Linked DNA regions of Homo sapiens: region 1 is linked to region 2. A link is an interaction called in ENCODE POLR2A ChIA-PET data of the cell type or tissue named here. Cell type or tissue: MCF 10A. All regions are shown on one strand.

Region 1 (5,000 bases), 270 kb before region 2:
TACCCTAAAACTTAAAGTATAATAAAAATATATATATATATAAATAAAAAAATTAAAAAATAAATAAATAAAAATAAAAAATTTATATTGGAAAAAAAATGTTTCAGTTGAAACAAGAAAGAAAATGCAAATGTCCAGTAAATTTTATTATTGTGCAGTGGGTTATGGATTTCTATATTCCTTATACTTTTCTATAATTTATACATTACTACAATGAGTATATTTAACAAAAATTGAATATTATTTTAAAAATAGAGATATGTGTTACTTTTATAGTAAACAAATAACAAAATTTTTATTAGAATGTATTTATTTATTTTATTTATTTATTTATTTATTTATTTTTGAGATGGAGTTTTTGCTCTTGTTGCCCAGGCTGGAGTGCAATGGCATGATCTCGGCTCACTGCAATCTCCGCCTCTCGGGTTCAAGTGATTCTCCTGCCTCACCCTCCTGAGTAGCTGGGATTACAGGCATGCACCACCACGCCCTAATTTTTTTTCTATTTTTAGTAGAGACGGGGTTTCTCCATGTTGGTCAGGCTAGTCTCGAACTCCCAACCTCAGGTGATCCGCCCACCTCGGCCTCCCAAAGTGCTGGGATTACAGGCGTGGTCCACCACGCCTGGCCTACAATTTATTTTTTTAGAATTTATTAAAATAATGAGCTCATTATTCATCACAGTCTGTAAATTAATTTAGACAAATTTGTTTTTACTGAATTAAGATCATCCATGAAGAAGATCAGAATTTTTATTAGAGCAGTAAGATATAATCTCAGCAGAGTGAAAAAGTGGGAGGCTTTGAACAACCAAAGACTGTACAAGATCGCTATATGCCTGAAGGAAAACAAAAGGGAAAGGCGTAAAAAGAAAGTGAAAGAATACCAAAGAACCTCTGTATACTTAGCAATTTCTCCAAGGCCCTAATGATGACAATCACTTTCATCTATTTTTTTTCCATTAATAAGAATTTAGCACCTTGACTACTTAATACCTCTGTTAAAGGATAAAAGGGACGGGCATGTTAGTTTGCCAGTTAAGAACATAAAGATCACAGTCACTTCCCAAATCCACAATTTAAACAAGTTGAGTCAACCTGAGCAAGTCATATGAACAATCCCATCTTTGATTTCCTGATCTATAAGAAATCAGTAACAAAAAACTTACCTCACAATGTTGTGAGAATTAGAGAATATAATTTTTAAAGCATGTAGCAAGTCTCAAATAATAAATATTAATTATCACTTATTACAATAAGAAACTATAATAAATGTATTTATATTCCATTTACTTATTTCTGAAATAACAATTATACTAAGCCTTGCAATCAAGCAAATAGGTTATTTTTATATGACACTTCTTATTAGCAAATTATATATTTTTAACTGAGTCATTACCTTATGATTCTCTGCATTTTCCATGGCAAAGTAAGGTGGCATTGCAGTAACAATGATTCCAAGCAAAGCTGCTTGAAAATACAGCTCAATTTTAAAAACTATATCAGTAATTTCCTGAAAGACAACCACAGAGTAACAAATGGAACTGAGAATCATTTTATATCTTAAGATATATCTTAGGATATATCTTATATCAAAAAAAAATCAAAACCTCAGAAAGAATGTATTAGAATATCTAACCCAGGCATAGTCTACATGAAAGAATGAGTGGCAGATGTATTAACAGGTGGTTGTGGACAATATTACCAACTCTGCCACTTATTAATAACTATCTGATCCTAAGCAAATCATTTTACTTTCATTTTCCTGTCTACAACACAGAATAATCAGGCATATAAATTACGCTTCACAATTTCATAAAAATGAATGATGTATTTGAAAAGCAGTTAGTATGTCCACCATAGTGGTCCTATGAAATAATAATAAATATCTAAGAATGATATTTGTTGCTCTTGTCTTTTTAATTGGGAAAAGCTATATCCAAGCTCAGCTTCCTATGGAACTAGAACTTCTTCTCCCAAGCAGAAGAGGAATTAACTCCCACAGGCCCCAATGTCGTTAGCTTCCCCAGGGATCCAGGTGCAGTCAGCTAACTTTCCCAGACAATCAATAAACAGCTAGCACTTCAAATGCAGATTACCCAAGTCCAAGGATACTATATTATCAGCCACCCTCACCAAGGTCAGTTTCCTCCCCTTGTTCTATAAGAATACAGACCCGTGGGACAGAGAAGGTACTCTGCACTGGAATAGAATCCGCAGTGCCTAGCAGATACCCTCGCACTGGCACACCCCTCCATGGGATGACATAGAGACAGAGTACATCACTGTCTTGCTGAAACCTAGCCTTCTGAGTTTTCCTATTTAGCAATTAAGTCAATTCCAAAGTTCAGGTCATATGACATTGCAGAATTTGTCTGAAACTCTCGTAATATGACAGTGGAGGCTCAGAAAGAACCCACAAATATGTAGACTAGTAGTGCAAGAAGTGGAAATGAATGAGACTACAGTTGGATCCAATCATACAGAATCTAATGAAGAAACAAATTTGAAATATTAATACGACTATATATGAATAGTTAGCTTCAAAAACTCCCATGTATTTCTTTCGAAATATAGTATGATTATATGTCAGTGTTGTTGAAAATTGTAAGTTGTAAAATCTTGTGTAATAGTTATGGATACAGACATATGTAGTAACATCAAAAAAACACGTATGGGAATTACAAATTGTGAAATTGTGAATTGCGGTTACTCCTACGGAGGAGAGAAGGAAACAAGATTGGAGAGGGGTAACATGAGTTTTCACCTGTGTCTTAAAAGTTTTACTAAAAACAAATATTATGCAATATTAACATTTGAAATATTTGGATAGTAGGTGGTTCGTTTTCTGTACGTTTGAAATATTTCATAATATGAGATACCTCTCCACAGACACTGCTGCTGGAAATGGAAAATGATGCAACCATTTTGGAAAGCAGTTTGGCAGTTCTTCAAGTGTTAAACATAGAGTTACTAGATGATCTAGCAATTCCACTCCTAATTATATATCCAAGAGAAATAAAAACATATGCTCATACAAAATCTTCTACTCAAATATTCATAAGCATTACTCATAATAGCCAAAAGGTGGAAATAACCCAAATGCCATCAACTGATGAACAGATAAGTAGAATGCAGTATTTCACATAAACATTCCATACATTCCACACAATGAAATATGATTTGGTAGTAAAAATAAATGAAGCACTGATACGTGTTACAAAACAGATGAATCTTCAAAGCAGTATGCTAAGTACAAGAAAGCAGACAAAAAAGACTACATACTGTATGATTCCATTTATATAAAATGTCTAAAATAAGGAAATCCATAGAAACAGAAAGTACATTAGTGGTTGCCTAGGGTTGGGAGTGGGTATGAGAGGAAATGAGTGATTACTAATGAGTATAAGGGTTATTTTTTTTGGAGGGGGGTGATGGCATATTTAAAACTGACTGTAGTGATGACTGCACAACTCTATAAGCATAATAAAAGACACCGAAGTGTATACTTTGAATAATGGTCAGGTTGATTGGGCATTATATTTCAATGAAGCTGTTTTTAAAAGTATGAAAAGAAGAAGATAGAAAATATTGTTACAGATATTTGTCCATTTATTTTTTAGCATATGAAAATCAAAAGGATTAAGAGAAAATATGTTGGATACTTTTCTGTAATCTTGATTCTGATATGTACAATCCAACAGTTCTATCTAGAGGAAAAATGGTTGCCTGGGTGACTTCTCAAGTTTTTTTCAATACCCAATACCTGGATTTTAGGTAAAAAATATTCATTTAAAAATTATCTTATATTTTATTCTATGATCAATATAGAACACACTTATTCCTTATACAAATATTAATACCAAAACAGAATCTCCTTTACCCTGAAACATACTTCTACTGGGGAATCCTAAACCTTAATGTAAACCGTTTCTCACTTGAGTTTTAAGAAGTCTAAGAGATCTCACAAGATAAATTTCTACATATTTTGTTATTTTTGCTTAGTTTTTAATGGTTATTATATATATGACATGCATATGGAAATTTATCTGTATATACATTGGCTTACTTGAAAGAATGGGGTACTCCAGATCTGGATGGTTTCAGTCACATTTAAATGATAAAGATAGTAGTTACTAATGATATTCACTAATATAGGTAAAGAATAAACCATAGTACTGTTGAAAACAGCTGCAAAAACATAGTCCTACAATTAAAAAAAAGACACTTATTACATACTGTATATAAGCGGATATATTATTGATATGTACCAAGCTTTTCTCACCAACAAAGCTAATTCTCATACAGAAAAACTGCTTCAACAACTCACAGAAATAATACTCAATGACAGATAAAGACAATCTGGTTTGGAATGTACAGATATTTTAATATTTTAAACAAGCATATAATTTTTTAAAAAACTAAATTTCTGTAACTTTATATATTGGTCATCTGTGAAGTAATGAAATATATCATAAATAAAGACAGCTAGTTATTTCCAAAAGTAAAATCTAATTTCTAACTCATAAGGTCAAATCAACAAATAATTAATTTTAGAAGAAACGTTTTAATCTTGCATAACTCCCAAATGGATATTCATTCACTGCATTCATCTTACCTTTTCTGAATGCATCACATTTAAAGCCGCACTATGGGGAGCCACGGATACATAGTCACTGTCATTAATCATCGTCACCATTATGTTCTGGCTTGTGAAAAAGCTAATAAGATCACTGATATCTGAGTCTGGTGTTAGAAAATAAGCAAATAATAAAAAATGAGTCTAAACGAGGCTTTTAGTAACACTGGGAAGATAATTCTATTTTTAGAGAAATATTTTATTTTCATTAGCGAATACGCAAGTAAGTACATTGGCTCTGAAGCCAGTCAGCCTGGTTTTAAAGTTGAGTTGTAACATTAAACTATTCGTCCTTCAAGCAAGTTACCTAGATGTTCTGGACCTTAAGTTCCCTCTTTTGTAAAGTGGGTAAAATAAGTATA
Region 2 (5,000 bases):
CACCCTTTCTTACTGGAACACAGTTATTCATCAGGCATTAAATGCTTGCTCCTCTGCTATCCCAGCCACAAGCCCTGCTGTCTTCAAGACCAACTCAGGGCATGTCTTAGAAGCATGGATTCCTAGTGTCAAATGCTGTGGTGAGGTGGCTTAGATATGAGGAAGCACAGCTTGGAAATGTCGAGTCAGGAAGAGTTACAGAAAGCTGATCAGGAAGATGCGTGATAGTTACAGCCAATCACATAGGTTTTCACTTCTGTTGCCTAAGCTTTGATTGAAGATTGAACCATTTTGCAACTGGATGAATTGGAGATGAGACCATCTCATTGGGCCTCCATTGGGTGCATTAAAAGGCAGCCCCTGGTGCTCAGCACTCTACCATCTTTATTCAACTAAAACTCACAGTTAAAGAAGGAAATATGAGTAATGTTTGAGAAAATCCTAGCATAGTACATGTTTAAGTTGAATATTTTCTTCCCGATTATTTTTTAATAGCCAGTCAAAGGCTTTTTTGGTTCTGTTTACTCTTTTTAAATATGCTTATGCACCCGCTAGGCCATTTTAAAATTAATTTCATATAAAATACAGTAGATATACAGTTATTCTTGTAGGATACTATGGAGCCTGTAATCCTATTTTATTTATTTATTTATATTTTAATTTTTATTTTTTAGAGATGGAGTCTCATTATGTTGCCCAGGCTGGTCTCGAAGTCGTGGGCTCAAACAATCCCCCGGCCTGGGCCCCCCAAGTAGCTGGGACTACAAGTGTGCACCTGTACTCCTATTCTAAAGTTGCCATGTTTTGTAACTAAGTTCAGATAAGAAGAACATTTTCTATATATTTCTGGCTACTTTTTCTTCTTCCAAATGGTTTCGGATCAGAAATTTCACTGAAACACACTTGAGAAAAGAATGCTTAATATACATGGGCAGCTGATGTCAAATTCTACATTTGTAATATGTTCTAACCCTGTGATATTTTATGGCCTACATATATATCAATGTTATAAAATCATGTCAGTCCCCCTTTTCTTCTTACAGCATTAGTCTTTGTGGTACTGGAAATGGACTTGCCTTTTAAGACTATAACTGTTCCCTGCTTTCCTGTGGAACTGAGGTTTTCAAACGGAAAATCTGAGTCCAAACTCCCTGACTTTAGCATTGGGAAAACACTTGCTGAGAGGCAATTGTTTAGATTTTAGGAGTTGGTGAGGAAGTATGAAGGAAAAAAATAATCCTTTTTCCAGGTGAAGGACAGTTTAATTAAGGCCTTAACCTAGACATGTCCCTCTTATAGAAATCCCAAATGTTTCTCTCCCTAACACGGATTGAAGGGTGTGTATTCTTTAAGATCATGTCATTTGCTTCTTCTCTCAAATGTCACTGGGGAGTATGACTCAGTAGAATTTGTTCTTCTAAAGTAGGTAGCAGCCAACGATTTCTGTAAAGGACTAAATAGTAAGTATTTTAGTCTTTGTAGGCTATACAGTTGCTGTTTACAATGGCTTAATTCAGTGTTGCAATGTGAAAGCAGCCATATCCGATGTGTTAAAAAAAAAATGGGGTGTGTGTGGCTGTGTTCCAATAAAACTTTATTTAAAAAAACAAGCAGTGGGCTAAATTTGGCCTCTGGGTCATAGGTAGCTGATCCCTGTCCTAGATGATAATCACCAGAAAAGATAACCAGTTCATTCAAGTGATTGCCCAGTGAAATAATGTTCTCCAATTATCTTAGGAAGTTCTAGATTGAACTGTATGTTAAACAAAGATGCCTGACCCATTCAAAACCATAGTCTTAAGGGATGAGGTGCTGTGCATGGGACAGGGAGACCTGCTGGTGACTGTAGCTTGTCTGTCTATTCCTCGTAGTATGTTCACGGATCTCCATGTTTTCTTCAGGCACATCAGTGAGACTAAATGGTGTAAAGTCCTCCCTTCTTGTCTCCCTGGCTCCTCTTTTGGGAAACCCAGCCTGGTATTATAGTCTGAGTATTATTCATAGTCCCTCATTTGTCAATTTCCTGGTTGCTGCCCTTGCTAATCTTAATCCATTGCTTATAGGAGGGACTGGGTTCCCTCTTAACCTTTTACAGCCTCAAAACCCACACAAGAAGGCAAGTCACACTTTCCATTTGTCATGCCTACCCGTTTTCCCCTCCCCCTGCCCTTCTGGCTCTCATAGCATTTTCTCAACCTGGGAATAAATGGAAAGATGCCTAGCGATTTTCTTTTTTTTTGATTAAAGACTTCAAGTCAGGTTATTTAATTCATTTGCAGACTCAGGCAACATCTACTGAGCTAATAGCCACTAGCAGAACAAAAGGCAAGGTGGGGCTGGCAGGTGTTGGAAGCAGTCACCAAGATAATCTGAGGTTTGGCATGTCCTGTTTTGATAGTAAAAAGCTTTTAAGTACATTAAAAGATTTCCAAATGTCCAGAGGATGTGGGAAAGCTAATAAGCATGATGGTAGAGTCCTTGGTAAGTGTGCTGTGTATGTGGTGACTAATCAGAAGTATGGCTGCTATTTAGTTTTTGAGGGAGCTCAGGAGGAAGGACCTGGCACTCAGAGCTTCAGTTGATTTCATGAGTGTAAGGATCGGAGCCAGCACTCAACCTGTGTCCTCAGATGGGCAAAGGGAGAAAATCTCTTTTCCATTTTCTGAGTCATGATACTTAATCGCGACCAGCTATCTTCTTTGGGGTTTTTATTTCTTTGTTCCTTTCCCATTTGCATTGTTTCCTAGAGTTTCCATGAGCAGGAACTCAGTTTTCCACGGAGCTGACTCATCCAACCCTCTGCTGTCAGGTTTAAAACAAATATAATTAGAAAACCTACAGCTGGGCAACATAAAGGTTGTAAACTAAACTCCCTAAAGTCAGGGGAAACAGAGTGAGTCACTTATGTGTCTGGATGTAAAAATGCTTACATTTAGCTACTCAACTGGTCATTGAAAATAGACTACCAGGCAATCAAGGGAGTGAGCATGGGAGGTGAGACACGTGGGACTAAGTTCTACCTGTAAGAATTATCCATTTGGGGTAGGTTTGGTTGGTTCTATTTCCACTATAAGAACTGTGGCTCATGACCTGATATATCTTTCTAAGTAGAGGTGGCAGGTTCCACTGTGAGAGCTGGGCACTTATTGTAACAAAATTGAGCAATCTGGGGAGAATTGTTCTAGTGCAGAGAAAATGGCTTCCTGCTCAGGATTGTTTTGAAATGCATGGCCTCTTGAATCACATACCATGCTTGTTCCCCTAGCAAAGCATAAGACTTGTTATGTTTTTAGAGTTTACTTGTTCTGAGCTGTGAGGATAGAGACTCTTCTTTTCCCTTTTCAATCTTTAATCTCCGAGTTCAGTTTTCTCTGCACATAACTAGAGTTTGGCAGTCTACATTATTTTTCAGATGGATCAACTCTTCATCAGGAGAGACATAAATAAAGCTCGTGGCTTGGCAAATGGCTTTAACTGTTTTAGTCTAAACCAATTCTCCAACGTCAAGGGCGAGGGCTACCTTCCTTGCACGTTTACTGTTCAACAAAATTGGCTTCTCATTCCATCATCTTTTTCCTGAGAAATAAAAGTGCATACTGCTGGCCGGGCATGGTGGCACACGCCTGCAATCCCAGCACTTTGGGAGGCCGAGGCTGGCAGATCACGAGGTCAGGAGATCAAGACCATCCTGGGTAACACAGTGAAACCCTGTCTCTACTAAAAATATAAAAAATTAGCCAGGCATGGTGGCATGCACCTGTAATCCCAGCTACTCGGGAGGCTGAGGCAGGAGAATCACTTGAACCCGGGAGGCAGAGTTTGCAGTGAGCCAAGATCGCACCACTGCACTCCAGCCTGGGCAACAGAGCGAGACTCCATCTCAAAAAGAAAAAAGTACATACACCTATGAATTGTCTTATTATCTTACTACTATATTAGCCTAAAATGACCTTGTGGGGCCCAGGGCTATTTGTAAATCAGAGTTTGGGTTGTTTTTTGTCAATCTTTGTATTTTGCTGTAGATGAGACTTACGTAGCATAATTACACTTTTTTTTAAAATTTAATATAGTGGAAACCTAGAGATATCAAGATGGAAAGAGTGACAACTAAGAGATATCTTTAAAATGTTTGCATCACTAGATGTGTGCTTGATTTTGGAAAGGGTAGGAAAAGCCCAGCCTAGCTCTGATAGGGATACTTAATCCCTGTACCAAGCAGATCTATTCATTTGCTAATCTCATATATTGATTGTCAGTAAGACATTAATACCATGTTTTTTCTTTTTCTTTTCCAGCAACATCCATTTTTCACCCTACATGAATCCAAAGGAACAGATGTGGCATCTTTTGTAAAACTGATTCTTGGAGACTAAAAAGCAGTGGACTTAATCGGTTGACCCTACTGTGGATTGGTGGGTTTCGGGGTGAAGCAAGTTCACTACAGCATCAATAGAAAGTCATCTTTGAGATAATTTAACCCTGCCTCTCAGAGGGTTTTCTCTCCCAATTTTCTTTTTACTCCCCCTCTTAAGGGGGCCTTGGAATCTATAGTATAGAATGAACTGTCTAGATGGATGAATTATGATAAAGGCTTAGGACTTCAAAAGGTGATTAAATATTTAATGATGTGTCATATGAGTCCTCAAGCTTCTCAGACTTCTCTTATTCTTTACAAAATGAATGCATTGGCCCTGACAAAAAGGTGCTACGGTAGTGATGAAATTATAAGTAGATTTGTAGTTTGTCCCATTTATTATTTTAATATTTATGTTTAAGTGCTTGGTTGAAAAGATTCCATTTTATACAAGAAGGGAGATTCAAAAAAAAAATATAAGGTTGGGTTAGCAATATTTATAGGGCTTTTATTTTTTAAGTTCAATTGTGTCTGTGGTCCAGAAGAAATTATTTAATATGCATCTTTGAGAATATTATAAAAATATCAAAAAGGAGCTCTTCTTGTGAAATGTCTGTTCCAGCTGTTGTGACTGCTGCCATTTTTG

What was found. Peaks named below come from ENCODE experiments on the same cell type or tissue, not always from the same donor. Only the 100,000 strongest peaks of a DNase experiment are listed, where the experiment ranks them.
Region 1: POLR2A ChIA-PET joins it to region 2 with 5 read pairs; 2 of 35 experiments call an interaction of 5 or more read pairs at or near these places.

What each region holds. Positions count from the first base shown.
Region 1 is chr17:69,266,545-69,271,544 of GRCh38, forward strand. ABCA5 (ATP binding cassette subfamily A member 5) reads right to left here. Exons shown (of 39, transcript NM_172232.4): 21 at 4,618-4,745; 22 at 4,069-4,206; 23 at 1,399-1,512. Among named protein-coding and RNA genes, the nearest start is that of PRO1804, 34 kb to the left of the region's middle. In MCF 10A, no CTCF peak of the experiment used is centred here; a DNase peak (open chromatin) is centred at 2,817.
Region 2 is chr17:69,537,381-69,542,380 of GRCh38, forward strand. MAP2K6 (mitogen-activated protein kinase kinase 6) reads left to right here. Exons shown (of 12, transcript NM_002758.4): 12 at 4,296-5,000. The coding sequence ends at 4,373. Among named protein-coding and RNA genes, the nearest start is that of LINC01483, 54 kb to the right of the region's middle. In MCF 10A, no CTCF peak of the experiment used is centred here; a DNase peak (open chromatin) is centred at 2,851.